Regions from separate parts of the Mus musculus genome. Here regions 1, 2, 3, 4 and 5 are each linked to region 6. Evidence: chromatin loops called from intact Hi-C (ENCODE). Cell type or tissue: left cerebral cortex. All regions are shown on one strand. Region 1 holds the start of Gm39460 (a long non-coding RNA gene). Region 2 has its middle 36 kb from the start of Gm39459. Region 3 has its middle 16 kb from the start of Gm39458. Region 4 overlaps Gm39459 (a long non-coding RNA gene). Region 5 holds the start of Gm34425 (a long non-coding RNA gene). Region 6 holds the start of Ctnnb1 (catenin (cadherin associated protein), beta 1).

The links. Peaks named below come from ENCODE experiments on the same cell type or tissue, not always from the same donor. Only the 100,000 strongest peaks of a DNase experiment are listed, where the experiment ranks them.
Region 1: a loop joins it to region 6, with 2.2 times the contacts of the local background. A loop is called at or near these places in 4 of 42 quality-filtered maps.
Region 2: it touches region 6 in a loop (2.0-fold over the local background); 2 of 42 quality-filtered maps call a loop at or near these places.
Region 3: a loop joins it to region 6, with 2.2 times the contacts of the local background. A loop is called at or near these places in 6 of 42 quality-filtered maps.
Region 4: a loop joins it to region 6, with 2.4 times the contacts of the local background. A loop is called at or near these places in 10 of 42 quality-filtered maps.
Region 5: a loop joins it to region 6, with 2.0 times the contacts of the local background. A loop is called at or near these places in 8 of 42 quality-filtered maps.

The regions. Positions count from the first base shown.
Region 1 is chr9:120,881,685-120,886,684 of GRCm38, forward strand. Gm39460 (a long non-coding RNA gene) reads right to left here and starts at 294. Exons shown (of 3, transcript XR_871374.1): 1 at 1-294. In left cerebral cortex, no CTCF peak of the experiment used is centred here; DNase peaks (open chromatin) are centred at 2,342 and 3,202.
Region 2 is chr9:120,795,821-120,800,820 of GRCm38, forward strand. No RefSeq gene overlaps it. Among named protein-coding and RNA genes, the nearest start is that of Gm39459, 36 kb to the right of the region's middle. In left cerebral cortex, no CTCF peak of the experiment used is centred here; DNase peaks (open chromatin) are centred at 2,373 and 2,628; H3K27ac peaks cover 617 bases.
Region 3 is chr9:120,688,867-120,693,866 of GRCm38, forward strand. No RefSeq gene overlaps it. Among named protein-coding and RNA genes, the nearest start is that of Gm39458, 16 kb to the left of the region's middle. In left cerebral cortex, a CTCF peak has its summit at 2,976; DNase peaks (open chromatin) are centred at 2,207, 2,401, 2,873 and 3,317; H3K4me3 peaks cover 589 bases; H3K27ac peaks cover 1,627 bases.
Region 4 is chr9:120,842,010-120,847,009 of GRCm38, forward strand. Gm39459 (a long non-coding RNA gene) reads left to right here. Exons shown (of 3, transcript XR_871371.2): 2 at 1,067-1,191; 3 at 1,394-1,920. Among named protein-coding and RNA genes, the nearest start is that of Gm39459, 10 kb to the left of the region's middle. In left cerebral cortex, no CTCF peak of the experiment used is centred here; DNase peaks (open chromatin) are centred at 1,014, 2,411 and 3,756; H3K27ac peaks cover 376 bases.
Region 5 is chr9:120,867,052-120,872,051 of GRCm38, forward strand. It overlaps Gm34425 (a long non-coding RNA gene), which reads left to right and starts at 2,203. Exons shown (of 2, transcript XR_003948280.1): 1 at 2,203-3,380; 2 at 4,654-5,000. In left cerebral cortex, no CTCF peak of the experiment used is centred here; DNase peaks (open chromatin) are centred at 2,557, 2,771 and 3,630; H3K27ac peaks cover 2,506 bases.
Region 6 is chr9:120,930,279-120,935,278 of GRCm38, forward strand. Ctnnb1 (catenin (cadherin associated protein), beta 1) reads left to right here and starts at 3,122. Exons shown (of 15, transcript NM_007614.3): 1 at 3,122-3,360. 4930593C16Rik (RIKEN cDNA 4930593C16 gene) reads right to left here and starts at 524. Exons shown (of 3, transcript NR_040753.1): 1 at 482-524; 2 at 92-389. In left cerebral cortex, no CTCF peak of the experiment used is centred here; DNase peaks (open chromatin) are centred at 2,357, 3,090, 3,725 and 4,282; H3K4me3 peaks cover 2,356 bases; H3K27ac peaks cover 1,682 bases.

The DNA of each region.
Region 1 (5,000 bases), 49 kb before region 6:
CTCTTCCAGTCTGCTGAGACTCTGTGGCAGCTGGAGCCTGTGCAGGAGGTGGCCATTCATCTTGTGATGGACGGAAGAAGAGACTGGGAACCAGATATCATCTTCAAAGTTTACAGAACTTTCCAAAAATTTGAAACCATGGAGGGCTCAAAAGTTCAACATATAAAGCCATTTCATATTCAAATGGCAAAAAAACGACTTCTTTCCAGTGGAAATTTAAGTTCCCATCAGAGAAACTTCAGGGAATAGACTAACACAAGCAACCTTGGGCGTGTAGCTTTGTCCCAGCAGACTTACACCTCCCCAGAGAGAAGAGGAAAGCCCTCAGGAGAGAGGGCAAATTGCAAATAGTGACCAAAAGGTTAATTATTAAACCATCATTGACCTGTCAACTTCAAAGGGACATGACTCCAGGTGGGGCTTGGTTTCGGGTGCTGTTTGGTTTACTGTGTAGAGTTTCCATTTGGGAAGACAGAAATATTCAAGAAATGGACAGTGATGGTCGTACAAACATGTGAATGCACTTAATACCAATAAACTACATATTTAAAATGGTTAAAATTTTTATATTTTTTTCATCACTGTAATTTTAAAAATAGCAGTACCTTGAATTGGAAACGTGTTTTGTTTTTATTTTTATTTTTTTTAAACTATAGAGCAAAAACTGTGATAGTAGGAGTTCAACTATGGGAAAATTGCAATTTCCTCACAGCTGAGTTCAGGGACTATATACTACCCCTCCCCAGTGCGCACATGTACATGTATGTATACACACACACACATACACACACAGAGGAGGCAGGTCTTAACTGACTGGGAAAAAAAATGTGTGAAACAAAGCCGGGGAAGCCTTAGCAGCCAGCTGGCAATGTCCTGAGTCTTGTTAAGGATCACAGAAGCTGGAAAGGATGCCATGTGGTCAGCTCTGTATTCTAGAAAGATCACTGGGCTACAAGGTGGGAATCCAGGGCTCCAAAGCAGAAGGTGGAAACCAAGCAGGGAAAAAGGTGGGGAGGCCAGGTCACCAGTAGGGAATGCGGCTCACAGAGGTGGGACACTACATCACCAGCAGGGAGTGAGGGCCACAGAGATGACAGACAGACAGACAGACAGACAGACAGACAGAAGTGGGGGAAAGAGCTGGAGCTACACTTAGGGTTCAGTGAGTGCCTGGGTGAGAGAAGATGGGGGTGGGAAACAGGAGCGTAGAGACCCGGCTCCTACTTAAATGCCACAAGCAAAAGAGGAGAAAAGCAGGTGTGGTTGGGGACAAGGACACCACTGTGTGCCCTGTTGGAGACAGAAGCTCAAAGGACAAATGGAGCAGGGCCTTGCTTGTGAAAGTATCTCCAAGGCCGGGACCATGAGACCCAGAGAAGCTTCAGGGGGACCATGAGACCCAGAGAGGTTTCAGGGGGCTTCAGGTTTCTCCCCATTATGCAAGCAGGAATCCCGGAGCAAAGCACTTCCGCCTCTACAGTCAACAAGGCTGCGGAGGCAGAATCCAGCCAGGCTGCGGAGGGAACAATCTGCACTAGGATTACAGAAGGTTTGTCCTGGCCATGTTAAGGTTATTATTGCTGTGATAAAACACCATAACCAAAAGCAAGTTGTGGAGGAAAGGATTTATTTGGCTTATACTTTCACATTGTAGTCATTGAAAGAAGTCAAGACAGGAACTCGCACAGGGCTGGAACCTGGCGGCAGGAGTGGATGCAGAGGCCATAGAAGAGTGTTGCTTTGCTGGCTTGCTCCCAAAGGCTTGCTCAGCCAGTTTCCTTATAGCACTCAGGACCACCTGCCCACGGGTAGCATCACCCACATGGTCTGGGCACTCCCCCATCAATCACTGATTAAGAAAATAACCCCATGGGCTTGCTACAGCCAGATCTTATGGGGACATTTCTCAACTAATGCTCCGTCCTCTCTGATAGCTCTAGCTTGTGTCAAGTTTACAAAGAGCCAGCCAGGACACTGTGGTAGTCTGGACCAGCGGAGAAGAGAGTGGAGAAAAGATTCAAGGAACAGAGTCACTTCAGGTTGCCATCCTGTGGAGTTTTCCTTTAATCCTCAAGACTCAGACAGTGGTGAGCCTGGGTTGTGTGGTGGACAGCCATCAATCACTGCCCATGTGAGAAGATCCAATCCCGAGTCTCAGAAACTCAACAAGACAGCCAGCCTCAGTGCCTGACACACAGTCCATGCTCAGTAAATATTAGTTTATTTGCGTCTTCTGCAGCCTCGCAACCCATTACTTCCCCAAGATTCTCTTACTGGAACTGAAAATTCATCCGCTGACTCCTACACTCTGGAGACTCACCCCCTCCAGTTCCTGGAACAGCTGCTTGGAAGTCTGTCTAGCTTTCCTCTCCTGCACAGCACCAGCCCATCCTCAGAACTAATACACATGCATGGCTGAGGTGGTCAATCATAGGAGTTATTCTTAGTTTATGTGTATAAGTATTGGGTGCATGCATACAAGTACACTATGTGTGTGTGGTCCCCTCAGATATCAAGAGAGTGCAAGGACCCCATGGAACCAGAGTTACAGACAGTTGTGAGCCAGCACATGGGTTCGGGGAACTGAACCCGTGTTTTCTGCAAGAGCAGCCAGTGCTCTTAACTGCTGAACCATCTCTCTAGCCCCAGTGGTGGCTAGTCTTAATTGTCAACTTGACAGGATCTAGGACCACCTAGGAGACAAACCTGTGAGCATGTCTTTGAGAGAGAGAGTCAGTTAACTGAGGTGGGAAGGCCTGCCCTGCCTGTGGGCAGCACCACCCTGTGGACTGGGGTCCTGGACTGGGAGAAAAGGGAAAGCAAGCTGGGCACCAGCGTTCGCCTCTCTCTGCTTCCTGACTACTGATGCATCATGACCAGCTGCCTCACGTGCCTGCTGCCTTCCTCCCCTGACAGGAGGGAGGTATATTCTCATACTGTGAGCCCAGGTAAATCTTGTCTTCCCTGAGCTGCTCTTGTCAAGTATTTAATGCTGCATCAAGAAAGGCGACAGGCAAGCAGGAGAAGCCAAGTGTCTGCCTGGACGTTTCTGTCTGACGTGTAGGAGCCTGTAAAGCTAGGAGCTCCTCTCGTGTTAATGATGCACCCACTAATTACATAGACAGGATCAGCAGCTTTATTGGAAGGGGCCCGGAGCAGCCACGGGAAGAAGCGGTGAGCTCAGTCTCTACCTCCCACTCAAGTCTGTTGGAATCCCAGGAAACAGTCAGCGGCCTGTCTTCCTTACTATCCGCACAAAGGGTGGAGTTTTGCGTGCTCGATCTGGTGGGCCATCTGGGGCTGGATGTGTAATGGGGCCTGAAGGGAGTGAAAGATGAGCATGCTTGTACTCCCCAATCAAGGCTCCCCCTCCCCCAAGCTGTACAAGGCCCCAGCTATTTAATAATAGGTTTCCAAACAGCCAAGGGAGGAACACTAACCGTCAATGCCTTCCGCCCAGCTCTGGGATATTTTAATGTCAAAGAGAAACAGAAATCTGGATATTGAGGAAATGTAACATCTATTTTGCAAGCACAAAAGAGGGAAGCTAAGAAGACTTAGAAGCTGGAGACTGGTCCTAAGCCAAGGAGATTCGTGACTCCTCTTATCCCGTACCAGGAGTTCCTGGATCTGAAACAGGCTGCCCTGTGTCCCTGCAGAACATCCACCAGGACCAAGCTATACAGGAGACATTCTACCTGTACCTCTGTGCCAGGGCCACTGGCGGCTGAGAGCAGTGATGGGGCCCTCAGGGGAGTCAGCAGTGCCTACCTGCCAGGAGCAAACCCTCAGGTCAAACTCCAGAGAGTCTGTGAAAAGGGGACAAGCTACCCTTTCCTCAGCTGTGGCAGCTCAGCCACCTACCTCGGGAGGACATTTCAGGTCTTGGGTGCTGCGGGCAAGCAGATGCTCCTAAGGAGAACAAAGTATGTGTGGTCCAAAAATATGTGGAATTTATTTATGAGGTAGTGAGAATGAATAGTTTGTTCACTCCGAGAAACAAGCCAACTAAGAGGCTCAGACTGAATGGTGGACTACTCGAATCTTTCAGTGCGTCATGACAGGAAAGTCATAATTAAGAACCAGAAAACTCAGAATTAAGAACCCTTTTGCACCAATGGGTTCACTAGACCACAAATCCCAGATATTAGGGTCTTTACTGCAACCCTATTTGAGAATACAAATAAACAGAAACAAAAATGGCCGACGGTGTGGAAAAGGTTGCTCTGAAAGTCTGCACACAATTATACACAGAACATTTGAGAACTGGTGAGCACCACCTCCGAGGAGAGGAGGGGGAAGGGAGGGGAGGAAGAAGGGGGGAGAGACAAAGGGAAGAGGGAGAAGGGGGGGAGAGACAAAGGGAAGAGGGAGAAGGGGGGAGAGACAAAGGGAAGAGGGAGAAGGGGGGAGAGACAAAGGGAAGAGGAAGAAGAGGGGGAGAGACAAAGGGAAGAGGGAGAAGGGGGGAGAGACAAAGGGAAGAGGGAGAAGGGGGGAGAGACAAAGGGAAGAGGGAGAAGGGGGGGAGAGACAAAGGGAAGAGGGAGAAGGGGGGAGAGACAAAGGGAAGAAGGAGAAGGGGGAGAGACAAAGGGAAGAGGGAGAAGGGGGGGAGAGACAAAGGGAAGAGGGAGAAGGGGGGAGAGACAAAGGGAAGAGAGAGAAGGGGGGAGAGACAAAGGGAAGAGGGAGAAGGGGGGAGAGACAAAGGGAAGAGGGAGAAGGGATGGGGGAGGAGCAGAAACCTTTGTTCTAGCTTATGTACACCATAACTCTTGGAAATAGCTGATGACTAAGTTTTGCCTCTTAAAGTTGCAATAAGAAAAATCTACATAAGCAATACATAAATTAGAACCACACAGAAGACTAATGGCTGGGCTCACCCCACGGATACACTGTGTACTTTCCAGGGTTCCTTCAGGAGTAAGACCTGTATTAAGTGGTTTGTAGTTCAAATGAATCTCTCAAGAACCATGTATAGCTTTTCAATTCAATTT
Region 2 (5,000 bases), 130 kb before region 6:
ATGGAGATGCTCAGACAGCTGTGGTATTCAGCTTCTCAAAGGCTCCGGAGAGCCACACTACTGAGGGGTCTCCTCCCTAGAGAAGACTCTTACTGCTTATATAATATCCTCCCTCAGGGAGAGGAAAGACTCCCAAGCCCCTCCCTCCACATTCTGCTCGCTCTCTAGCTCTCTCCCCCCCCCACCCATGTGTCCGTGTATCTGTCTGTCTCTGTCTATCTGTCTCTCTCCCACTCTCTTTGTTGTTTGAGACAGGCTTCTGTGGATCTCAGGCTAGATTCAAACTCTCTATGTAGCAGAAGGTGATCTTGAACTCTTGAACTTCCTGCCCCCACCTCTGTACTGCTAGGATCTCAGGTGTGTGCCTCTACCCTCAGCCTGTGGGGCACTGGGGATGGAACATGTGACCTCATGTATGTTAGGCAAACACTCTGCCGTTCTGCTCTTCTAGCTGCCATTTGATCCTAGGGACACTCTTGGTTGAACATTTGTCACTGTCTCACCCCCCAACCTTCACTCCTGTGGTCCTTTTCATGTGGGGGTTATCAAAGGAGTACAGTTTCCATCTAGAACACTTGGGGCCAGTGCCAGTGGGGAAGGACAGACTGTCAGATTAGAGATGACAGGGGCTCTGAGAACACAGAAAAGAGACTTCAAAGAGTAAATGGGTGGGAAGTAGGAGTGGGCTTCTGATCTCTCCACCCTGAGTAGGTTCTTCCAGGCAGCAGGAAGGACATGGCAGTGGGTGGTGTCGCAGCCTAAACCCATGGCCCAGTTCGGAGGATTCTTGCATCTGGAGGATACCGGCACCGTTCGTGGTCTCTGCATCCCTGGCCTGAGGCATCACTGAGCATGGAGCCTCCTGCCCTGCCAAGACAGTGGATAATCTATTCCTCAGCTTGGCTGCTGGTCCATGAGGTGTGTGCACTTTGTGAAGTCATCATACATTGTGTCGCTTAGGTACGCGCTTTGTGTCAGTGTGCACTCTGTCGATAAAAATAGCTTATTCAAAGGCAAAATAGCAACTGCAGCCTGAAGTCTCTAAAAGGCACAGGGAGCATTTCCTCTGTCCTAAACATCTGACACTTTTGGTTGAATAACCAGTCAAGCTGAGGAGATGGCTTAACGGGGGGGGGGGGGGGGTGTACCTCTCAGGGGGGAGGGCTGGCTGGAACCTTCCAGAGTGGGGGAGGGTAGGTGAGCAGGATTCCCGGGGGATGAGAGGGTCACCCCCAATGGCTATGCTACACTGTGACCCTCAGCCTTTGATGCATGGCCACCACTAAAAAATGCTTGGTTCCTGTAGACTTCCTTCTTTCTTTTAAAAAAAAAAAAAGACTTATTTATTTATTATATGTAAGTAGACTGTAGCTGTCTTCAGACACTCCAGAAGAGGGCATCAGATTTTGTTACAGGTGGTTGTGAGCCGCCATGTGGGTGCTGGGATTTGGACTCAGGATCTTTGGAAGAGCAGTCAGTGCTCTTAACTGCTGAGCCATCTCACAAGCCCCATCCTGTAGACTTTCTATACAGGTGAAATGGCCCTGTCCTGTGTGTCCCAGAAAAGAGGCATGCTGGGGAAATTAGCACTGGCCACTGGAGAACAGAATGTGTTATGGAGTCAAGAAGTTGAGTGGAAAGCCAAGGGTGAGCCCTAGGGGAGGGGCGGGGCCTTGTGCTTCTCCCAGCCTGCTTTTCCTTTACCAAAACCCTGTGCTGTTCCAGAGGTTGGAACTAGCAGTTGGGCAGAGAGAGAAGAAAAATATTTCCTCACTCCAGAAGTTTCTCTCCTTAGTTTCAAATATGAAGAAGATGCTGTGGGGCCTGGAGATATGGCTCAGCAGATAAAGGGCTTGCTGCAAAAGTGTGAGGGCTGGAGTTCCAACCCAAGGTTCATATGAAGGTGAAGCGGTGTGGCAACCTGTCTGTAGTCCTGGAGCTGAGCAGGCAGAGACAGGGCGTCCTTGGGGTCAAGCTGGGTGGCTAGACCAGCAAAGTCAGGGAGCTTTGAGGTCCAGCAAGACACCATTCCTCAGTGAGGAATGTGGAAGCTATCAAGGAAGACATTCGGTGCCATCCTCAGCTGCCCCCACAAGCACAAACACGTATGTGCACATACATGGGCTGCCAGACATGCAAACACATATGCAAACATACATGCTTATTGTATGCACATGCCAAAAGGGAGTGAGGCACCCCAGAAATAGCATTCTGATTGAATTCATGGAAAGGGCTGGGAAAAGGAGCTTGGGGCTGCTAGGGCAGCTAAGGATTCACACACACACACACACACACACACACACACACACACTGGCAGCAGCTAGTAGGCACCCTCCTCATCCAGGAGGCGGGTGCAGGAGACTTGCCGAGTGACTTGCAGACTCTCAGAGCTCCATATCGGGAGGGTTTTTGTCAGGCCCTGCTCCACTTCTGGACAGCTGCTCTTTTGCATACCCAGGGACAGAACATTCCTGGAAGAGTCCCTTCAGAAAGAGAAGGGGCCATCCCTTCTCTTTGAGCCTAGAAGATTCAGTAAGGGTGAGGAGAGGCCACCAGGGACGGGACTGTGCCCGTCGCTGCTTCATTTCTCATGACTCCGAGGAAAGGGACTCCTCAGATCTCCCTGGCAACATTGCCAATGCACGGACTGTTGTCGTGAGTCCCAGTGTGGGCAGATGTAAGTGGAACACTGAAAGCAATAATAAGCCATCTGTTGCTGCCGCTTCCTAAGAGACTGCACCTGTAGGAGGCACCTTGCCCAGCCCTCTCCAGCACCTCACAGTGGGATGCAGTGCCTGCCAGGTGCTCCTTCACAGCATCCCTGTGGGCAGCCCTACTTAGGGGGTCGGAGCTCTCCTATAGATCAGGCCTTCTGCCTTTCATGTGGATGAGAGCCCCCAAGCTTTGTAGTTAAGGTGATAAGTGCTTCGGCAGGACTGGGGTGGGCCTCAGGGTCTGTAAGCTTGCCAGGTGAAGATCCTTCTACAGGCCCATGAGCGATGCTTCCTGGACAAGGCAGTAGATGCTTGTGAAGATAACGGATGAACGAATAAATAAAGAACAGGCACACCCACGGCGTTTCTTCCCCCTGTCTCATCAGCCCTGGCTCTTTCATCTAGGAACACTCTTACCTGTCCGCCCCAGGAAATCGCAGCCTAGAATTTACAGCCAGCTGTGTTTTGGACAGGCTGAACTGTGTCTCGGATGATAAGCCCTACCCCTGCTTTGGAGCAGCAACTGCCTGCCCCCCTTCTCCTCCCCCCTCCCCCAACCCGCATCCCGGAACTCACCGGTAGCATTTGATGTGAACATGAAAGGGCCAGCACACCTGGGCATCTGCCCCATTCTTCAGTCGTTCCAAATGAAAAGCAATCCTATGTAGTCAGCTCCGGGGCAACAATTTCTGTTTCCCAACTGACCCCTCAGGCGGACTCCGCCCAGCATCCCCACAGAGGTGGCGAGGTCCAAGTGGTTACCGCCCTCATCAACTCTGCAGCAACTCTGCCATTGCCTTCCCAGCATTCCCAGTGTTGAAGCGGGCTGGAAAAGGGACTGAAGGGTGTTGAGCACACAGGCTGCATCCTACTAGCACGAGAGCTACCCCAGGCTGCTAGCATTAAGATCCACAGAGTTGAACACATACTAACATGAGCCAAGAGGACACCCTACGGCTTTCCATGGCTTCTTGCTGCGTAAGAGATCTCTCGGGAATAAATTACTAAGCGCAAGGACATCTGTAGGTGTTCACCATTGGCCACATGTTTGACTTTGGGTTCTTCAGACCCAAACAGAATTCTCCTGTCCCTTCAAGAAGTGCCCTCTCTTTCAGGGACTCTGACTCCCTCTGCACATGGCTGATGAATGTGCGAGAAGTCAGTAAACCTAACCCAAGTTCCCTGAGTTCTCATTAAGCCTTGAACACAGTCCTGTATCTAAGAACACGGAGGAAAATAAAATATGTGACCCACACATACACTCTCAGGATATGCAGTCTGGTGGGCAAGGAGACAAGGTTGTAAGACATTCCTACAGGACGTCTTCCTCTCTGATCATCGCTGGCCAGTGGGAAGCTGAGCTCACTGGAGTTCTGTGTAAGGAAGGAAAGGCAGGTTAGACTGGGGAATCCAAACTCATGCCTGCTATAAAACATCCCCTTTCAAATGGGACTGGCAGAATCTCAGGACTGGGAAGGAAATGGTGCATATCTAACTTTTAATGTGAAAGGCAGAACGGACTGTATCGGCAGCAGTCAGCCATCTAGTATCTCAGATGCTGAGATGCTTAGCTCATTACTTGTGAATGTTGCTCTAATTAACACTTTAGATACCAGAATGGTCCTTCCACAGACACATTCAAGAGTAGGGCTGAGAGCCTACAAAGAGGCTCAAATTTGCTAGGTTGTGACTCCCTTATTAGTATCACAGACTCTGCCTCTATTCTTTTAGAAAGAAATTCAAACACGCGCTGGAGATATGGCTCAGAGGTTAAGGGCTGCTCTGGCAGAGGACCGGAGCCTGGATCCAAGCGCCCACATGGTGACTCACAACCATCTGAAACCGGTCCAGGGGATCTGATGCCCTCTTCTGGCCTCAAGGGGCACCACACATGCATGTGGTGTTTCTCTCTCTCTCTCTCTCTCTCTCTCTCTCTCTCTCTCTCTCTCTCTCTCCTCCTGTGGATCAGGATGTAGCTCTCAGCTACTCCTTCAGCACCATGCCCTCCCACCTGCTGCCCTGTTCCCTGACCTGGTGATAATGGATTAACCCTTTGAAACTGTAAGTAAGCTCCCAGTTACATGTTTTCCTTTATAAGAGTTGAGTTGGTCATGGTGCCTCTTTGAAGTGCTGGAACGGTGACTAAACAAACAGGTTACAAAAAACTAGCATCTGGGCAGGAGTGTGCACAGGTGTAACTCCTTCCAGAAATAGACGGTAAGAAGAGAGTTCTAGTGCAGAAGTTTAGCTGGGAGGTGAACCTGGGATTCAGAAGGGGGAGAGGTG
Region 3 (5,000 bases), 240 kb before region 6:
CTACCCAGCTATTTGCGGACGAAGACTTAACCTGGCCTGGCATTTTGGTGAGGGCTTTGGACTACCCAGCTATTTGCGGACGAAGACTTAACCTGGCCTGGCATTTTGGTGAGGGCTTTGGACTGTCCAGCTATTTGCAGACGAAGACTTAACCTGGCCTGGCATTTTGGTGAGGGCTTTGGACTACCCAGCTATTTGCGGACGAAGACTTAACCACTTCCTCGATTTCGAACGACATTGTCCGCCTGTGAATGAAATAAGGACTGCAGTGCTTTGTCTAAGGAACTCAACAGTTTAATGCATTAGGGCACGGAGATTACAGCTTCTGCAGAAAGGGGCAAGGGCTTGCTGGGGCAGAGGGGGAGAGGGAGATGGAGAGGGAGAGGGAGATGGAGAGCGGGCTTCATTGAGCATTCTGCTCAGGCAAGACCCATTATCCAGGGAGTGGATGATCCCGTTTGGGGATTTTTCATGCCTCTGGCTTCTCCTCCCTTCTCATATCTGCCCTTTGGCCACATTATAGATCAAATTAGCATGTCTTTGACGGGATAGACGGGGAAGGGACAGGTAAAATTTGAATTGGTCAATTTCAGAGCTTGTTCACGGCTCTAATTCGTGAGATCAGAACCAAAAGCCAACATGGGGCTTTGAATCATCACTGGATTATATTTAATCTATAAAGACTCCCCTTCCATTACTGAAGAAATGGAGTCTGGGGGTGGGGGTGGGGGGACCCACTACATGTCACATGGATGTCAGGGTTTGGCCAGAATCTCAAGCATATATGTGACAGGCTAGGGCTTTATGGATGGTCGTCAGAGGGCGGATGAGAGATAGGATGGTTTCTCCTGACTTTAGAGAGAGCTGAGGGAAGAGAAAAATCCTTTTGTTTCAGAGGTAAGTCTCTTACCTTTGTGCCAGACTGTATCCAGCAGGTTATGTGGAGGCAGTGCAGTGATGGGGAGGGGCAGGGAGCTGACTTTCTCAGCAATGGTAGAGGGAGCTGGCACACTGTCTCCACAGTCGCAGGCAAGTGAAGCAACTCAGGGAGACATTCACCAGCAGGGCGAGGTCACACAGAGGCGAGAGCCCAGGCATCTGTGGCCAAACTGATTCCCAGCCAGCTTTTCTGAAGACCCCAACCACCACTGCACAGATGCTGAAGGCCCCAACCACCACTACACAGATGCTGAAGGCCCCAACCACCACTGCACAGATGCTGAAGGCCCCAACCACCACTACACAGATGCTGAAGGCAGAGGAAGCCGCTCCACTACCTCTGCTCTCCGCAACCCCACTGACCGGTTCATGCCTGCTCCTGAGAGCTCAAGACTGAGGGGAGAGCCAGGAGGGACAAGAAACTCTACAGTGTCATTAGGATCTGGATTGTGGCCAGAGCTCAAGATCCTAAATTAACCCTAGAACGACCGTAGCCCTCATAGGAACTGGGCAATGGCGCTCAGTGGAACTTACTTTATGGTAGAGAAACAAGGGGTTTCCTTGCTGTTCCTGGTAGGCTGTGGTCACTGAAATCCCAAACTGTAAACATTCCTGACCACACAGGCAGCTTTGAGAACCACAAACTGTGTCTGAAGAAGCGAGCCACAGGTAGAAGGCCTCCAAGGACAAGCAGGTAGCAAGAAGCCACGGTCAGTGAGCCATGATGGCCCCACACCTTGGCTGCCCAGAGGCAGCTCCTCTCTCTCGTCTGCAGAGGAAGCTCCAGTTTCACAGAAACACCCGATGCTTACACCTGATCTCACACTGGGAATTTACAGTAGTGAATAGGGGAATGAGTAGGGGAGAGTTTGCATTTGAATCTGTTAGGGCTAGGTTGGGGTGAGATTTACAGCTAGGTCTCTTAAGAGAGGGCTTGGTTACATCTGCATCTCAAACAACAGCGTGGGAATTAGGTCCAGGTCTCTTAACACTTGGTGGTGGGGTGTGGGGGGAGGTGGTGGTGTTACATCTGGGTCTTGAACACTGAGGGTTGACGTCCAGATCTCAAACTCTGGGGACTCACTTCTGAGGCTCCTCTCCATCCAAATCAGCATCCAGTGTGGTACCTAGCTGCTCTAGCCACCAGGAACATCCTCCACCCAGGCTTCCTCCATCCTCCTGGCTCCCTCTCCGGTTCCTCCCTGTGGCTTCAGAGGAAGCAGAGCAGCTGAACACACACACACACAGCTCAGCACCATCTGGGACGGGGAACCCCTGCGATACAGGGGTGGTGTGGGGACAACTGCGTGGTGGGGGAAGTGCCTGGTCCGCTTAGAGGCCCACTCTCCCTTTAAAGGATACACAAAGCCCCCGCCGCCCCCTCACGCCAGGGTCTGGGTTGAGTTTTTCCTTGACAGAGCCCATCCCTTTGAGGCTGGCTGGCTGAGCAGTGTTGACACAGCCGTCTCTGGATGCGTTCCGGGAAAGCAGGCCTGAGCATGTGAGACGAATTTTCTCTGCACTGTGCGGTTTCCAATGTGTCAGAAAAACAAACTAGGAGAAGTCTACTTGGATCGTGTGAGTGTGTGGACCCCTCCTCCCCGCTTCATTCCTCCCATAGTGGAAAAAAAAAAAAAAAACTAAAAGGCTGCCTTCCAGCGTCTGGTTCCTGACTCTGGAGGGATGGTGTACAAGCGGAGGACTTCCAAGCCACACAATGCGGGTCCATGTGACGCTTCTGTGTTCGTGTGGAGGGTGGAGGCTACCTCTACATCAGGGCATGGAGGCCGGATCAGCCTCATGCCCTTTTGCTTCCAGGCCCTTGACTGCCCCTCCTCCACCCAAACCTCCAGTCCTCGTTCCCAAAATAATTGGCCACAGGAAACTGCACTGAGGAGGAGCCTCTGCAGTGAATTACTTCCCGGCACCCTGCCGGGATGCAGAAGGCTGGCTGTCCCGGCTGCAAGTCACTAGCTGGGGCCATGCAGGGGGCGGGGCCTGGGACGGGGGCGGCATCTACACACACTGCTCTTCACTTCCCTCCAGCGGTTCCTGTAGAAGCAGGCAGTAGTAGAGGCTTGGCCCTTCTGTGCCTTCTCCATGCTCGGGAGAGATGCTCACTGGGGACCCAGCCTTGAAGTTTGCAGCCAGTGGGGATTCCTGGTTCCTCGCGCGCGCACACACACCACACACACACACACACACACACACACACACACACACACACACACACACGCTTGCGTGCACGTCTGTGCTCAGCGCTTTCATCTTTGTACTCAGTCAGGGATCCCAGTACCACCCACGTTTAGGCTGGGTAGTACCACCTCAAGTAAATAATCTAGAAACTTCTTCACAGAAGTTCAGAGGGGTTTGTCTGAAGGTGGTTCTTGACGCCATCAGGCTGGCAGGCTGTGTGAGCCACAGCACACCCTCAGGTTGCTTCCTGCCACAGTAGCGAGAAGAGTAACAAAACAGCCTACTTTCTCAGAAGCGAGAGAGCCATCTGCCCACAGAGCAATAGATTCACTCCCCTCCTGGGTAGAGGGATGCTTTACTGATGCAAAGAGGAAAAGTGGGGACGGTCACCACAGGCGCAGGCCAGCTGGTGCCTCTCACATCCTTAGCTCTGTGGCAGAGGCCACAGGCGGAACACAGAGGTTGATTTTGAAGGCGAGAGCCGAGACATAGCTCCAGATTCTCCCTCAAATCTGTGTCTGAGACATTCTTGTTCCTCGGAGTTCCTAGGCCCCTTCGCTTGGGGGCTATCCCAGACATGCTTTACATGTCACCCTTCTGAAGGGCCGTGGGCATTTATGTTTGTTTTCATTGAGTGTGTACTTTGTCCAGGTATGGGGTCAGACACTTGCAGTCTTGTTGGCTTCAACTCTACAACAATCAGCTAACTTTTTTTTTATTCCTTTCTATCTAATGCAGATCTCCACGGATTTGCATGTAAATAAGCAATTATGTATGCGTGTGACTGTAGATAGATGAATATTCATAGATAGGAAAATACTCCATCTCTAGACTGTACCAACTCTGTATATGGTACCAGCAGAAACACGCACGCATTCTCCAGAATACAACCTTCCCTGCTTTCTCACGAGTAAGATGATATTGGAGACTTGTGGTCAGAACAGCACACACTCCATTTATAAACAGGTTAGCCCTAGGCAGCTAGAGCCGCAAGGACACTCTGGGAAACAGCATGCACGGCTATATCTGCACACGCAGGAGAGTTGCCTGGAAAGCTGTGGAGCCCTGTCTGCTGGGGCCCAGCTTCAGTTTCTGATTCAGTCAGTATGTAGTGGCGGACCTTGATAGCTTCCATTTCTGTGAGTTCCCAAGTGAGGCTGCTGCTGTCTTGGGAACAACTGTGAAGGGTCCCAACCAACCAACACAAGAAGTTGGACTTCCTCTACCAACTCCACCTCTCATCGGCCGAAAGCTGTTGGCTCCATTTCTTGTTCCTAGATGCCAGCCGTGTGAGGTTCTGCAGAGAGTAAGCTGGCATTCACACAATGGCAAGCCTGTGCTGTCAGGGCAGGTGGGAGCGAACTGTGGATACCCAAACCCCTGAAGAAATGTTGCATCCTTCATACCAACAAGAGAGAGAGACTTAAAACACAGCAGCACAGGAAAGAAAACGGCAAGAATCTCAGTTGCTTTTGCACTCACAACTCAGATGGTTCTCCTCCCCTCTCTGAGTGCCCTGCACTCTGTCAACTTCACCCAGATCTCTCTAAGAGGCCCTTAGTTGTTGCTCTTGATTAAAAGTGCTGACTCTTCACCTGGACCAAAAGGGCGGAGCCTGCCATCTCTGCCTTCATTCCCTGTCTGTGTCCCTGGCTTTGGTTCAGAGCTCTGCCTGACTCAGCACAGGAATGCCTGTGTCTGCCTACCTAGCATAGTTCAGCCTGCTTCCAGGACTAAAAAACAAGGATAAGTCACTGTCCTAACCTGGATCTATATCTACCCTGGATTCTAAGAACAGAAACCCCAGGAGAAGGCAGCTATCCAGGAGTCAAAGCCAAGGCCACACCCTGGATGATCATCTTCTA
Region 4 (5,000 bases), 88 kb before region 6:
CCATACCTCTGGCAGTATTCTTTTTGCTTGAAATTCTTTTTGGCATCTAGGGTCTTTCTTTAGTTTTATGTGAATTTTAGGATTCTTTTTTAATTTTGGTGATGAACATCTTTGGAATTTTGAAAGGGATTTCGGCCAATGGCTGGTCAGGGAGACAGAGGTGGGACTTTTAGGATTCCCCAGCAAGAAATGCAGGAGAGGGAGAAAGGCAGAATCAGAAAGATCAAGCAGAGAAGAAAGCATACAACATGTAAGAATTGGGGTAGAGAGACCCCAGGGGCTACAGGGAAGAAAGCATACAACATGTAAGAATTGGGGTAGAGTGACCCCAGGGGCTGCAGGGAAGACAGCATACAACATGTAAGAATTGGGGTAGAGTGACCCCAGGGGCTGCAGGGAAGACAGCATACAACATGTAAGAATTGGGGTAGAGTGACCCCAGGTGCTGCAGGGAAGACAGCATACAACATGTAAGAATTGGGGTAGAGTGACCCCAGGGACCACTCCCTCAATTGGGTCTGGGGTGACAGAGATGAAATATAGATTTTAGAAAGTACTAATTCAGAAATATTGAAGGGAAGAGTGTGCTAGCCACAGGGAGGTTTGGAAATGGCCAGCCATTGTCTGTTGGCAGCTTTATTTCTCAGAGCCAACTGGGGGTAGGGACGCTCAGCACAGACTCGAGGGTTCCTGGGTGGTTTCGGGAGCCAAATTAACACAAAGATCATTAGAACCAATACATAACAAGCTTGTGACTCATGATTGGTAATATGGCCACTCCACCTTTAAGCAGAGTGACCCATGACTGTGGATGGGTCCTACCTGAGCTGACAAGGTGAGCCAGCAGCCAACATCCATTGAGAATGACCCTGCCAGCTGGGGCTCCCAAAACCATTCTGAGATGTTCACCATCTGTTTTAGTGACTCAGAGTGTTATCAGACCTTTCCAGGATCCTCCAAAGAGGCCACACGTGTGTTCAGTAGAGCTGAGTTTCCCAGAAGAGGGTGCCAGGGCTCTAGCAATTCTTGCTCTAACCGATGAGAGTTCCTGTCTCCTTTTCTTAAGGTTTCTGGTCCAGCCTGTCTCCACATACAGATCCAGCTCGGCCATTTCTCAGGAAAACAATTTAAACTAGAAAAAGAAGACAGCAGCAGCCTGCACCCAGCGCTCTGCAGGGTGCCTATGAAGAGGTGTGTGTAGATGGCTAGGGCCTTCGCTCCAAAGCAGTTTTAGATAAACAGTCCCTGTCCTCAGCAGCCCTCCCTTCTCATTGCACCCGAGTCACCACCATCCTAGTACACAAGTCCCAGCATCTCCATTGTATCCCACTTGGAAACAGTTCCATTTCCTATCCTCTGCCTGACTTTTCCCCTGATCTCTCTTCTCTTGTAGGACGTGCCTGTCACTTGACAGGTTACATACACTTCAACCTATCCATCTGTGAAACGGGATCCGTGGTACTTCTTTTGTAAAGCCGGTAATGAGGTGGCCGTTCCAACACTGTAAGCTACATCCCATGGAAGGTGACTCCAACCCTGGTAACCTGTCAGCCTGAGGCTCACAGTACTGCAGTAGCCCTGGAGGGGTGAGCACCTGTAAGAGAGTGGAGTCTGCCTGCAGCTAAGTAAAAAATGTCAGCAATGAGAACAATTGAGTTTGTGACTGCAGCAGTAATTCTCCCAGGCTTGGAGAATGGGTCCCAGGGCCACACCTGTCATAGAGCATAAAGAAACAATCAGTTAGCAACAAAGTAACCAATCCCTTCCTTGCTAAGCGTTTCGGTCATAAACAGGTTCAATACTGGACAATGAATGTTGCAGCTGCCCATAGTCCTGAGGCTCCTGGGGCCTGGGAGACTGAGCAAAGCATTGATGCATACCGACTCCTCCTCAAGGAGTGAGGTCGTGCTTGGGGCACCAAGAACCAAGCTACACATCTGTGAGTCACATCCCCATTAAGAACTCGTCCACTTGGTAATGCTGCAATAACCCAAACCACAGACTCCATCTGGGATGAAACCCCGGTCCACATGCAAGCCTTACACTCGGGAGGCAGAGGTGGAGGGGCACGGGTTTGAAGCCAGGAAATCCCAAGCAACTGTCTGTTCAGATCCCCTCAAATGAGCCTGGGGGATCCAGCAGTGTGAGCCATTCTGGATCTATAGCCCCGACTCTAGGCTCACAAACAAAGCCTGTTGAGGCTGCAAAACTAAATTTGCTGTTATTTGTCCTTTGGCATGGGTTTCTCTCTGCCCTAAATCTTGATGTTTCTATTTCCCCAGTATTCGTCATGTGGACCCATCTTATTCTTCACATGGACTTGTCTTTGCATTCTTCACGTGGACCCATCTGTGTGTTCAACTCCCTGTATCATTTTCTCCCATTTTCCATCCTCATCTCCTTGGGAACAGAGCCAGTGTTCGTGTCTAGGGAAAATTCTAGGCTCTTTATGCCTCTCCCCCAAAATCAGTGGGCTTGGGGAATATTATGGGAGCTAAAGATAGAGCTTTTCATGTAACCAAAAAAGGATCAAAATTCTAACCCTTCTGGAAGCCAGTGGCCAGATGGGACCACACTCCCTCTGTCCAGAGTTAAACCAGAGATTATTCTGCCCAGGAAAAGTGAAGCAGATGTCTGAACAACTTTCTCTGGACATTAGAAAACAAACATCCAGTTGGTGGGAATTGATTTATTTTGCACCCCCCACACCACCACCTCTTGCCCTCCCAGGAACATCTTGTGTTGAGTTGGGGCAGCCTTTGCCGTTGGGAGCAGTGCCCCCTCCAAAGTGAAGAAAGAAAACTCTGAACTGGGGCTGGAGAGATGGCTCAGTGGGTAAGAGCACCCGACTGCTCTTCCGAAGGTCCAGAGTTCAAATCCCAGCAACCACATGGTGGCTCACAACCATCCGTAATGAGATCTGACGCCCTCTTCTGGTGTGTCTGAAGACAGCTACAGTGTACTTACATATAATAAATAATAAATAAAAAAAAAAAGAAAACTCTGAACTGAAAAATAAGTTACGGCCCTGTCCATCTGCTCCATAAAAAGGCTCTGTCACCTGTGGTGATGCATCTTAGCATTCCAGGAGGAAAGGGAGAAAGAGAAGAGGAAAATGGATGGGGAGGAGGAGGAAGAGGGAGAGAAGGAGGAAGGAGAGGAGGAAGAGGAGGAGAAAGAGAAGGAGGAGGGTTGTCTTTTGAACTGGGTGTGACAGTGCCTGCCTGTCAGTCCCAGCACTACGAGACAGGTGGATCACAAGTTCCAGGATGACCTGGGCTACGTAATGAGACCCTGTGTCAAGAGCAAAGCAAAAGCCCACAACAATGGGATTCACAAGCGAGTCTCCAAGGTCAGAGCTTCCCACCGTTCAGCACATGCATGCCACTTTTCTCTGGAGTTGAGGCAGACGTTCAATGGGAGAAGCTCAACGTTGTCCATGGGCGTGGCTCCTCTGGAACCCTCCGCTACCCAACTGATTAATTAGTTGATAAGGTTGAGTCTAGCTGAGAATCCTACCTCGGCTGCTATGTGGTCTCCTCTCGTGAACCTCATGCCCACAGAAATCAGTCACTTCTCCTGTCCCTACCCAGAGCCAGCATGATACTGTTACCAATAACCAGCTGTAGAAAACAAAACTGCTGAAAGCTTCAGATGGTGCGGAATTTTAACGTAGGAGTTTGGTGCTTCTCTCAGCCCACCCAGTGTTAGCATGCCACAGACACATGATGATGTCAGCAGCATCTATTGTGGGGATGAAGAGGCAGCTCCGCGGTTAACAGCAGCGGCTGCTCCTCCGTGAAACCCAGCTTTCATTCCCAGTACACTCACTGTAGCTTGCAACCACCTGCAACGCTAGTTCCAGGGCTTCTGGATCCATAGGCGCCAGGCGTGCATGCATACACACATGCACATACATACATGCAGGCAACACACTCAAAGTAAAGATATTTTTAAAAAACGTTTACTGTGTGTTGGCATACTGTGTGTATGCATTAAACATCTATTGTATGTTGGGAGTTGAGTTTCTTTTTTGGTAAGACATTATTATTTCTTTTTTATTGAGATAGAAAAACTGAAGACAAAATAAATAATCTTACCATGATCTTTGCTGGGAGCTTGCCACTTTTCACACTCAGGTGTGCCTTCTTGGACAAATCAGAGTCTGGAATGAATCCCAGAGCATCATGGGAGCCTGAGAACATCCCCAGAATATCCCAGATAGCCCAAGGGTAAAGTAAAAGAAGAAGGGGATGAAAGGAAGAGAGAAAAGGAGAAATGAGCCCGGGAGAATGGAGGGGGAGGGGAAGAGGAAAGAGAAGGTGCTTGGCCATAGTGTGGACTGTGGCCAAAGCATGTTTACAAACACTCTACGTTCTAGCCCATAGCACTGAGGGAGACAACCCCACTGGATGCTCATGGAGAGACACATCTGAGGCATGGAGCAGCTGGCCTTAGCCAGTGCCTCAGTGAGGGAAGAACACATGGAGGCCGCCTCATAAGTGAGGGCAGGACAATGGCCAGAGGAAACACATGGGAAGATTCCAGAAAGGGGATCACTTAACTTCAGATCCACATTCTTTTGTTTTTGTTTTTTTGTTTTTTGTTTTTCGAGACAGGGTTTCTCTGTATAGTCTTGGCTGTCCTGGAACTCACTTTGTAGACCAGGCTGGCCTCGAACTCAGAAATCCGCCTGTCTCTGCCTCCCAAGTGCTGGGATTAAAGGCGTGCGCCACCACCGCCCGGCTCAGATCCACATTCTTGAGCCCCGACTTCAATATTTAGTCAGAGGAGAAGATGAGTTGTGAGTGTAAACGTGAGGCTTCCCTCTTTTAACTCATTTCTTAAGTGTCACCATGCTGTTAGCCAGGATTCTTCAGAAGAGAAGAACCAACAGGATAAAGAATGATTGCATTAGGCAGGCTGGGTAGTCCAATGGTGGTTGCCCACACACAGGATGAGAGTCAGGAGCTGCCTGGTCCACAAGGCTACATATCTCA
Region 5 (5,000 bases), 63 kb before region 6:
ATGGGCTGCAGCAGCCTGACTGGAGTGACTGTCGCTCTCAGATTCTCTTTACCCTAATCCTGGCCTCTGTCAGGTTTCAGTGGGTCCTTGGAGGACAGAGACAGAAGGAGAATATACCTAGTGTCAGTCTCCATTTACGTATTGTGTAAAATGAGGCTCAGAGAAGTTAAGCCATGTGGCTCAGAATGACACACATAGGATGTGGGAAAATAGGGACCTGACCCCAGCGTCTCTTCTTCAACAATTAGACTCTCCCAAACCCTTTCATAAGACCTCAGGGTCAGGCTGGTGAGATGGCTCAGTAGGTAAAGATGCTTGATACAAACCCGGTGACTTGAGTTTGATCTCTGATCCCCACATGGTATAAGAGAGACCTGACTCCTGAAAGTGTCCTCAGCCCTCCAGATGTGTCTCAAAGCACATGCTCAACCACACACACACATTAATTAATTAATTAACTAATTAATTAATTATTTTTTTTAAAGATCCCAGCTCTCAGCCATCCATCTGCATTTCTGCCATCTATACCCCATCTTGTAAGTGACCATGGCCACTTAGAGTTTGGAAGAGCCCAAGTAGAACAGGCTCACCCTGTTCCTCATGGTTTGCTTTGAGGGTTTTCAATTTGATTGGGGGAATTTAATTCACACAATGTGTCCCCGGTCCCATGATTTTCTGATTTTCCTGTTGCTTATGAGTGACAGCTGCTCTGTTCCTCAAGTTCCCTGGGTGGTCCCTATGAATCCCAAAGCAGAATGGCCACACACCCCACTGGTAGAGACATGTAGAAACTGAAAGAAAGCTGTCCTGTTGGGCTAGCCCCTGCCCCTGCATATAGCATTTGAAGGAAGTAGTCGTTTATTTGAAAGTTAATTTGAGAAAGTTCTAGAATAGTCATTGGGAAATGAGACAGAAAAAGACAATATGTTAAGGTGCTAACAATCAGTTTGCTTCAGTAGAAAACTGGAGCCCAGTCCCATCAGGCCTGTCTGGGACAGCACACAGAGCATGCCTGAGAGAAGGACCACCCACAGGACAAGAACACTGGGGCCTCTGTCCACCTGCTCCACGATACCCCAAACACTCAAACACACATGGGATAGAAGTTCTCAGACCAGTGGTTCTCAACCTCCCTAGTACTGAGACCCTCTACCACAGTCCCTCATGCTGTTGTGACACCCAACCATAAGATTATTTTTGTTGCTATTTCATAACTGTAATTTTGCTATGATTATGAATCATAATGTAAATGCCTGATACTTGACTCCCAAAGGGGTTGAGACCCACAGGTTGAAAACTGCTGTCTTAGACAGACACGTGGACATCAACTGTATCATCAGACATCAAAGCATCACAGGTGGGGTACCACAAGTGTACCCCCAGCCCCCACGGTGCTCTCATGCTGTATTCTGGGAAAAGAAGACAAAGATCTTCCCTCTTACCACTTCCTCCTCTGTGGTTTCGATTGGGAAGATACAAAATGGGGACCCTGGGTAGCCTTACCCATAGCAGTCCCACCTCCTCAGCCACCCCAGACCAGGGAGTAAAGAACCAGAAGTCACTCCCCAGAGTGCAGGAATCTCAGGGGAGGTAGAGAGTCACATCGCCTTGAAATCAATCCATGAGTCAGAGGAAGCTGAGCAGGAAGGAGAAGGGGGTCATTCCTGAGACTTCTCAGTGCACCAGGTCTATGAGCTACAGCATCCAAGACAGACAGCCATGGAGACAGAGGGCAGAGGAAGCCTGGAGCAGCGACGAAAGTGTCTTCACGCTCTTGCAGGGAGTTACCCGGTAGAAGCCAAGGTGACCACAAAGCAAAATCAAATGTGACTCCTCTCGGAAAGGCAAGGAAGTTTGAGATGCAGGGGTGGGGGGATCCCTTGCAGCTTGGGGGAGGATGCTCAGCTCCATTTCCTCCCATTATACAGTAATGGACCAACTGCCTCTTGCCCCTCTGATGGTATGATTCCCCCTGCTGGTCCCATGGGTTTCTTCTGTCTCTGTCTGTTCGATCTATCTGTCTATCTGTCTATCTGTCTATCTATCTATCTATCTATCTATCTATCTATCTATCTATCTATCTATTATCTATCTATCTAATCTATCTATGTATCTAATCTATCTCTTTCTGTCTCCTTCCCTCCCTTCCTCCTTCCTAACTTCCTCCCACCCATCCCTCCTTCCCTCCCTCCCTCTCTCCCTGTTCCTCTTGGCATCCTCTCTTTGTGTCTCTCTAGGCCACTACATGTCTAGGAGACCCCAGTAATATCCCCCATCATACTCTTCTCCATCATATCTTCCCCAGGATCCCCAAAGCTCCTTCCAACCTCTTCCAGAGACTACTGTGCACCTCCAGGGAGGGTCTGGACTTTCAGCCACTGAAGCTGCATAAATAAGGAGCGATGGGGAGAGGAGCATATGTGTCCCAGTGGCATGCTGCCTGTGCTGGCGGCAGCAGGAGGCCTGACAGGCTCGTCCATTGCCAAGCTCTACTCAAAGTGTCAGTCACCAACAGCCTTCCATTCAAGGGCCCCTGTTTGCCACGATCAACATTTCAAAAGCAAGTGCGTGAGGCGTACAGTAGGTTGCTATAATTCACCCAAGGGCTGCGCCTGCCGCAGGAGACCAGCCGTATTCTTCTCTCTGAGTGAGCTATTTTTACCAACGCTCCCCCCAACCCCCGCCCCTTCATTCCAGCTCCCATTTCAGCCTTGGAGCTGAATTAGACTCTTTCTTCCTCTCGTAGGCTCCCCCTCTCTGTTATTATATAAAACCATTGCAGCCCTTAAGGAGTTGGCATCTGACATCGCCAGCTCCTGGATCCCCAGAACAGAGCTGGGAAGGAATAAATAGAAGGGAGGGAAAGCGGCGTTCTGTTCCGGCTCCGGCAACAACGTGAACCAACCGTCAGAGAGTTAACAGCAGCCAAGCATTTGGTGTTAATCTTTAATATTCCCAAGAACTTGTCACCTCTTCCTTCAGGCCCACAGCTGCCTCCTCCAAGTGAGCTCTTGCTTCTCACAAGACATCACACCTTCTATTGTGTTCTGGAAGGAAAAAAAAGTACCCACCAGAGGGGAGTTCTGAGTGATCAGCCTGCCAGGGGAGAAAGAGAAGCTATGCTTGATATTTACTCGGAAAAAGACTGAACGAGCTGAGCATAGCTCCTCCTGCTCTTCCTGGACCTCACAGGCTTGCAGCAGACCCTGCCTGCGCTCAGCCTCTGATGCCTGCCTTGCCTCCCTCTCCCCAGGCCCCAGAAATCAGGAGTGTGAACAAATGTGGAGGGATGAACATGGCAGCAGAAGGTGAAAGGGCTCTGTGGCTGTTGCCCAGCTAACAGTGTGTCTACTGTTGACAGTTTATTCTCATCAAGACAGGTAAGCCAGCAGGGTAAGCTATAGTGTCTCACCCTGTGCAAAGGGCAAGATCCTTTCTCTCTCTCTCTCTCTCTCTCTCTCTCTCTCTCTCTCTCTCTCTCTCTCTCTCTCTCTTTCCACACACCATGCATCTCCATGTAGGTCCCTCAGGAGCAGGTCCTAGACCAGGATTCTAGGAGAATGAGTTTATCTGGAAGGAAACCTAGCAAGTATCTTAGAGGATGTGAGACAGAGGGCAAGGAGCCAATCCAGGGCATGGTATTGAGTTTAATCCCTGGAGAACTGCAAAAGTCAGTGTGGGGTGTGCCTCAGAGTAAATGCTCAGAGCAGCATCTATTGAGGAAGGGTCAGGGAACCTTAGCATCCTCACACACTGGTCCTGCCCTTGGTCAAGGCTGCTGGGAGGAAGGTGGATATCCTCTGACCCTTTGAGCTTCTACAGCCGCAGAGAACAACTCCAGGATAGATGTGTGGGCATTGGCCACCGGGTGGATGTAACTGGGGAGCTGGCCACTGGAAGGTTGTCACCGTGGTACCAACAGGAGGAATACCACTGTGATGCTGGCCACAGGGAGGACCACCCATCAAGTGGATAGACATCATCGGAAAGCTGGTCACTGGACAGATGTCACAGTGGTGGCTTGCCACTGGGCGGACAACACAGTTACCAGATGCCAGGAGACATCACCTTGGTGCTGACTCTTGGATAAGCTAGAGGGAATATGGACATGATACCCATGCAAATGTCAATGACCCTATCATTCATTGCGATTATGAGTCCTGATAAAGAGCATCTCCACTTTTACCTGAACCTCCACAAATGTCCTTTTGACTTCTCAGTGACTGGGGCTCTGTCTGTTCTGTTCCTCCGTAAATCCTATGTGACATGCCCATAGAGTGGATGAGGTGGCAGCTGGGACATAGGAGGAGTGAGGGTGACTCTGGGGAATGCCCAGGGACCAGCTCTCAATCCTAGGGAATTGTGACCTGTGCTTGCTAGGCCATCCATCTCTGGGAAGAAACCAGAATCCAGGAGAAAAGGTAAGCGCACACACTAATTTCAGATAAAACAAAATAAGGTTATTAAATCCCATCTGCAAATTCCACCTGCTTCCAGCTCTGAGCCCGAGGCCTGTCAACTCTTTACTGCAAAGTGAGATTAAAAAGAGACCGATGCACCACCTGGCCGAGCCCAGGCTTCCTCTCGTATGATCAGTGAGAGCCTGAAATGAAATGGGGATGCTTTTATCACTCTGTGGGTCTCTCTATTCAGTGCAGGCTCTGTGGATCCTGTGTGAATCTGTCCATCACCTTGAATGTCTGGCGATCTTGACACCACGCTTCATGGCCAGGCTGGACCCTCTACTAACCGCTGAGGTTTCACTGCTTGCTTCTGACCTCAGAGGACCTCTTCATGCCATCCAGACACCTTCACCTCCATTGCGAATTCCTGATATGCTGATTTTCGTGGTTTCTTCCTCTACCTGTACATCCCTCCACACATCCTACCTCTGATCCAGTGTCTATATACCTACCATCCTTTTGTACAGAGACTCCAGAGTCAGAAATGCTATCAGCTGCCTGTAAAGCTGGTGGGCTTACAGTGTGTGCGTGTGCGTG
Region 6 (5,000 bases):
GCGTATAGTATTGGGGAGTATGCGTGTCAAAGCATGCTTTCCTAGGACCGCATTGGTATCTGTTCTGAGAAATATGAAGAAACATATATACCTCTGTGCCCTTTGCCTGTCACGATGAGTCTCCATTGCTTCCTCATCTCGCTCTGTACGGTAGCCGTTAAAACACATCTTTAGAACATAATCCAAGGAAGGCCCGGAGAACACGCAACTGCAAGCGTGAAGGTTGGTGCCAGCATAACTAAAGGCCCAGGCCACAGCCACCTCCGTACCCATCACCTCCCGCTTCCTTCACGGTCCCTCCTTTGCTCTGGAGCCGTTCATGGGCTGCGTGCGAGAGCTTTCCACGGAGGCTCTCTGCGGAATCTGCCCAGTGGGTTACTAGACGGCCTCTGTGTGGGAGAAAAAGCCACACGTAGTCTGACAAGAGGTATTTACAACTGCTTAGCCTGTTCAACTGGAAATCAACAAAAAGATGACATACCCCTGACACGGTGTTTTACAAATCAAAAGTCTGGATCCATAAATAGCCCACTTGACGAACGTTAGAACGGAAAGCGGATTGTGATTTTTTTTTTTTTTTTTTTTGCCTGGTGTTTCCACGTTATCATAAAGAAATTATTTTTAACAGGTCTTAGAGAGTCAGTATTGGCTGTTTCTGAGTGTATGGCTCTGCTGGGAAAGGAGTCTTCCTTCCCAGGGTTATTGGGATAGGATCCAAAGTGGACCACACCCTAATTCCAGTGTGTTTTTCCATCTTTTGTGCCTATTGTCAAATGGACTTGGCTGACAATTACAGTTTTACTTTAAACGATGAAGGTGTTAATCAAAAGACGTCGGCTGTCCTCAAAAGGAGGCTCATTGTTTTAGGTATGCAGTAAATGTTTGACTAATGGATTTTTTAGAGCAGAAGGACCAATGCTGGCTTATTAATACTTACTTCTGCACAAAGTGCAAACACAGACTGAGCATGTGTGTGTGTGTGTGTGTGTGTGTGTGTGGTGTGTGTGTTTTAGTGAACATCCTCTCTGCTCACTATTATTCTACACTATTCAGTGTAGGCAAAGCTTGATCTGCAGGTGGTCTGATTACAGGACAAACACACCCCCATCCCATTTCTCAAAATGAATTACTTTATGTCGAACCCATTGGGCTGATCTTGAGGAGAAGGGGTGTAGAAGAGACACCAATTGCCATCTATGTGAAGTGTGTTACCTGGGGTCAATTATTTTAGCAACTAATTTTATAAAACCACCTCCTCCTTAGCTGCTTATGTTATTTTCAAATTAGCTCATAAAACCAGCAGGTTTCTTTATTCATCAGGTATGTTGATGACGTGTTTCTTTCTGGTGTAATGACAATATTTGTCTTAATTTCACAGAAATTGTCATCTGTTTTTGGTGACAAAATTATGGAATAGTCTTGTTTCATGAACGAAGTGAACAGAAATCTAGAGAAAATGTAAAATTCAGCTCACTGGTTTCAAGGCCAGTCACCTGGTTATGTCTCCTGCCGAGTTACACTGATAGGAAGAGGAGTGTTTGCGTTGTGGTAAAATCTGCCTTTTCTCTGAAACATATTCTCTGAATTATCAATAGGGATTGAGACTTTTAATTCTACGCTGGGGTTAAAATGCCAGAATTATGTGCTCTGTCTTGGCGTCTGGCTAGAGGAATATGAATACAAGGCTGTCTTTATCTTTTAGATTTGTCAGTGGTGCAGGCGCTTCTTAACGAGTTTTAATAGTGTGCCCTTTAAAAAAGAAGCAAAATTGGGACACAGAAAAAGAAGCAAGTGTCAAAAAGAAAAAAAAAAGAAAAAGAAAAGAAAGGAACCCCCCCCCCCCCCAAAAAAAAAAAGAAAAAGAAAAGAAAAGAAAGGAAACCCCGGACAGAGGTGAAGTCAGCTATCTAATTTTAAACGAATCGACCAAATATTCTTTAACTCTGCATGTGACAATTAAAATTAGGGGTTGGTAGCTGCAACCACCACTGGTAGGGCTTTGGTAAAATACCTTTTCCTGCTCTATCTCTCTGAGTTATGGCAGGCCAAGTCAGCCCCAGCCAGCAGCAGAGTTTACTCTCCGGAAATCCGAGCAGAGCTGCAGAGGGGAAAGGTCTAGACAAAGGCCCTCACTGAGCAGCTCCAGCATGGTGGACTGTGGTGGTTCACAGAGTTACGGTGATATGTCTTTAAGATAGAAAATTGAGTCATTTAAAAACTAAGCTGGCCCTACAGCACCGGCCCTGCCTCAGTGATGCATGGGCTTCCTGCCAGTACCTGTACATAAGGACCTATTGTTTACTTGCGTTAATTACAGCGCTGGGATGAAAGAAGGCAGTGGGGCAACTTTCCCTGTTGCCATTGTTTGGGAAGAGACGTGAGCTCAGAATAATAGGCTGGAGACAGCCAATTCACCCCAACTGCTCCAGTTTTGACAAGTGCCAATCGTGAAGGACAACAATGGGGCCATTTCCAAGAGAAGATCCAACTTCACCCTATTGTCATGATTTGGGGGGGGGGGAGCTCTCGAAGGATACAAAATTAGTTTTGAAAATTTAAGAGGTTACCCACAGGTCCTCTCAGCAACACACTCGAGTTTCTCAAACAATACAGAAAAATCGCTGTCCTTGGTCCCCACGCCTGGTTCTACTGACCCAGTGAGTCTGGGTAAGATGGGGTTTCTAGGAATCACGCTGGTGAACGCAGTGGTGGAGCTGAATCACTTGTTAATAGATGTTCGCAGACACTCTTGGGGACTCCAAGGCCTCCTGGGGTGGGGAGGAAAGGTGGCTGGGCCCCAGGTTCCCTGTCCGGATTCCAGAGGCACAGCGGGAAGGGAAGCGGGACACTCCTGGGAGCGGTAAAGTGTGGTGGGGTCCAATGGTGGTTCAGGGGTGTGGCGGCCGGTGCACCGGTGATGGCAGCCTCGAACCTGCGCCGTCCGAGGCCGCACTCCACCCGGCCCGCGGCGGCGGCCCGCTCTCGATTCCTTTAGTTTCCAATGGAGCGGCGTCTGGACGCCCCGCCCCGGCTCGGCCCCTCCCGGCGGCGCACGCGCAGAGCGACTCGGACTGGCGGGGACTACTTTCCCCGGCCCGCCCGCGCCCCGCCCCTCGTCCTCGCGCGGCGGAACGCTCCGCGCGGAGCGGCAGCGGCAGGATACACGGTGCCGCGCCGCTTATAAATCGCTCCTTGTGCGGCGCCATCTTAAGCCCTCGCTCGGTGGCGGCCGCGTCAGCTCGTGTCCTGTGAAGCCCGCGGCCCGGGGAGGCGGAGACGGAGCACGGTGGGCGCCGAGCCGTCAGTGCAGGAGGCCGAGGCCGAGCGGGCGGCCGCGAGTGAGCAGCGCGCGGGCCTGAGGTGCGGCGCCGCGGCGGGCCGGCTCGCGCCGCGCCAGCGGGAAACTTCGCGGGCCGGGTGGCGGCGGGAGGCCGCGGGGACGCGCGGGCTGGGGCCGGGGCCGGGCGGGCGCGCGCCGGGAGCCCGGATGGACGGCTGGCCGCCGTGGGGGGTGGGGACCGCGGTTCGCGTCCGGGCTGGGGCCGCCGCGGGGGCGGGGTGGGCGGGGGCCTCGCCTCCGTGGCCCGCGGAGCCGGGGGGACGCGAGACCTGGCGCTCGTCCCCTCTGTCCCTCGTGGAGCACGCACAGACAAATTTTTTTTTCTCCCTGCAACGACCTGACTGTGAGTTTGAATCCAAACAACTTTAAGCCGTGGAGTCGCCAAACTTGGATGCAGCGGGCGGGATGCGTCAGGAGCGTGTTCTCGGAGGGTGGCTTCTTGGACTCGCGTGGGGTTGGTGGCTGCGGGGCCGAGGTCCTGGCGGGAATTTGGGACCGTGGACGAGTCACCGGCCACTCCTGGTGTTGGAGGCGGGGGGGGGGGGAGGTGCGCGGGATCCGAAACCTGGGCTTGGGGGAGGGGGACTTGCCCTTAGCCAGTAAGTGTGGGGTCCGCTCCAAGTGTTTCTCCCCAGCGCGTTTGCTTTCTGAGCGAGACGGAGTGGCCGGAGCGCGGACCGCCAGGGCGTGGGAGCCTGGCGACTTGTTCTGAGTGTTGTTTGGGGGACCAGACTTGGAACCGACGCTCCCAAGTTCGGTACCCCAGGCCCGCTCCGGTGAGCCCGCTGGCTGCGGGGCAGCTTTGTCTCGGGCTCGGGTCTCCAGACATCTGTGGGCTCCCCTCCCCCGCGCCCCCCGCAGCCCCCCTCCCGGGGCCTGAGCTCTGAATGGAGAGCGGCTGGGCTGCTGGTATGCGGAGGTCGGCGAGAGGAAATCGAGGAGTGGTTTTAGTGAAACGAGAGCTTTGTGCCATGAATAATGGTGGCTTAGACCAGACAGCAAGCTGAGGAGACGGCAGCTTTGCCTTTGATAAAGTCTGCCTCATGTTTTTCACATGGCCAAGTTGTGAAGCGTTTTGTCTGGGATTTAGGAAGCCATTTCGCTATTTACTTGAGGTTTGCAGATGTCTCAGTGCAGTCTCTCCTCGTCCCGGGAAAGAGCTTGCTTTCTTGGTTCTAATTTAATGTTGCTTAAGCTTGTGGCCTTTGTATTTCGGTTTTGTATGTCCGGCTCAAACTTTGAGTTAAGGCCCGCAGTTACATTTAGTTCACTTTCACCTTAAACATTCAGAAATCCCCGAAATTAAAATGAAGTGCCTCCAAGGTTTGTTTGAGAACGCCCTTTCACAGCGGACAACATTGTTGATGGTACTGGGGATAGTCATTCTGTGACCTACCTAACCTTTGTCCTCAAGGCCGAGTCTGGACAAGGCCTTTAGTGGTGGCAAGGAAGTTGGAAACTTGCAGATGTTTCTCTACAACAAACCCTCCCAGGCTGAAGTCCTTAATTAAGGAAGCAGGCTATCTGGAAAGCTTAGCTTGCCTGGGACAGAGTCCTGGGCCTCACAGTCTGTAAAAAGACTATCTTCAGATAGGGAAACATTTAATCGAATGCAGGCGTGAAGAAATAGAGTTTAACTGTCATGTGATCATTTCTCATA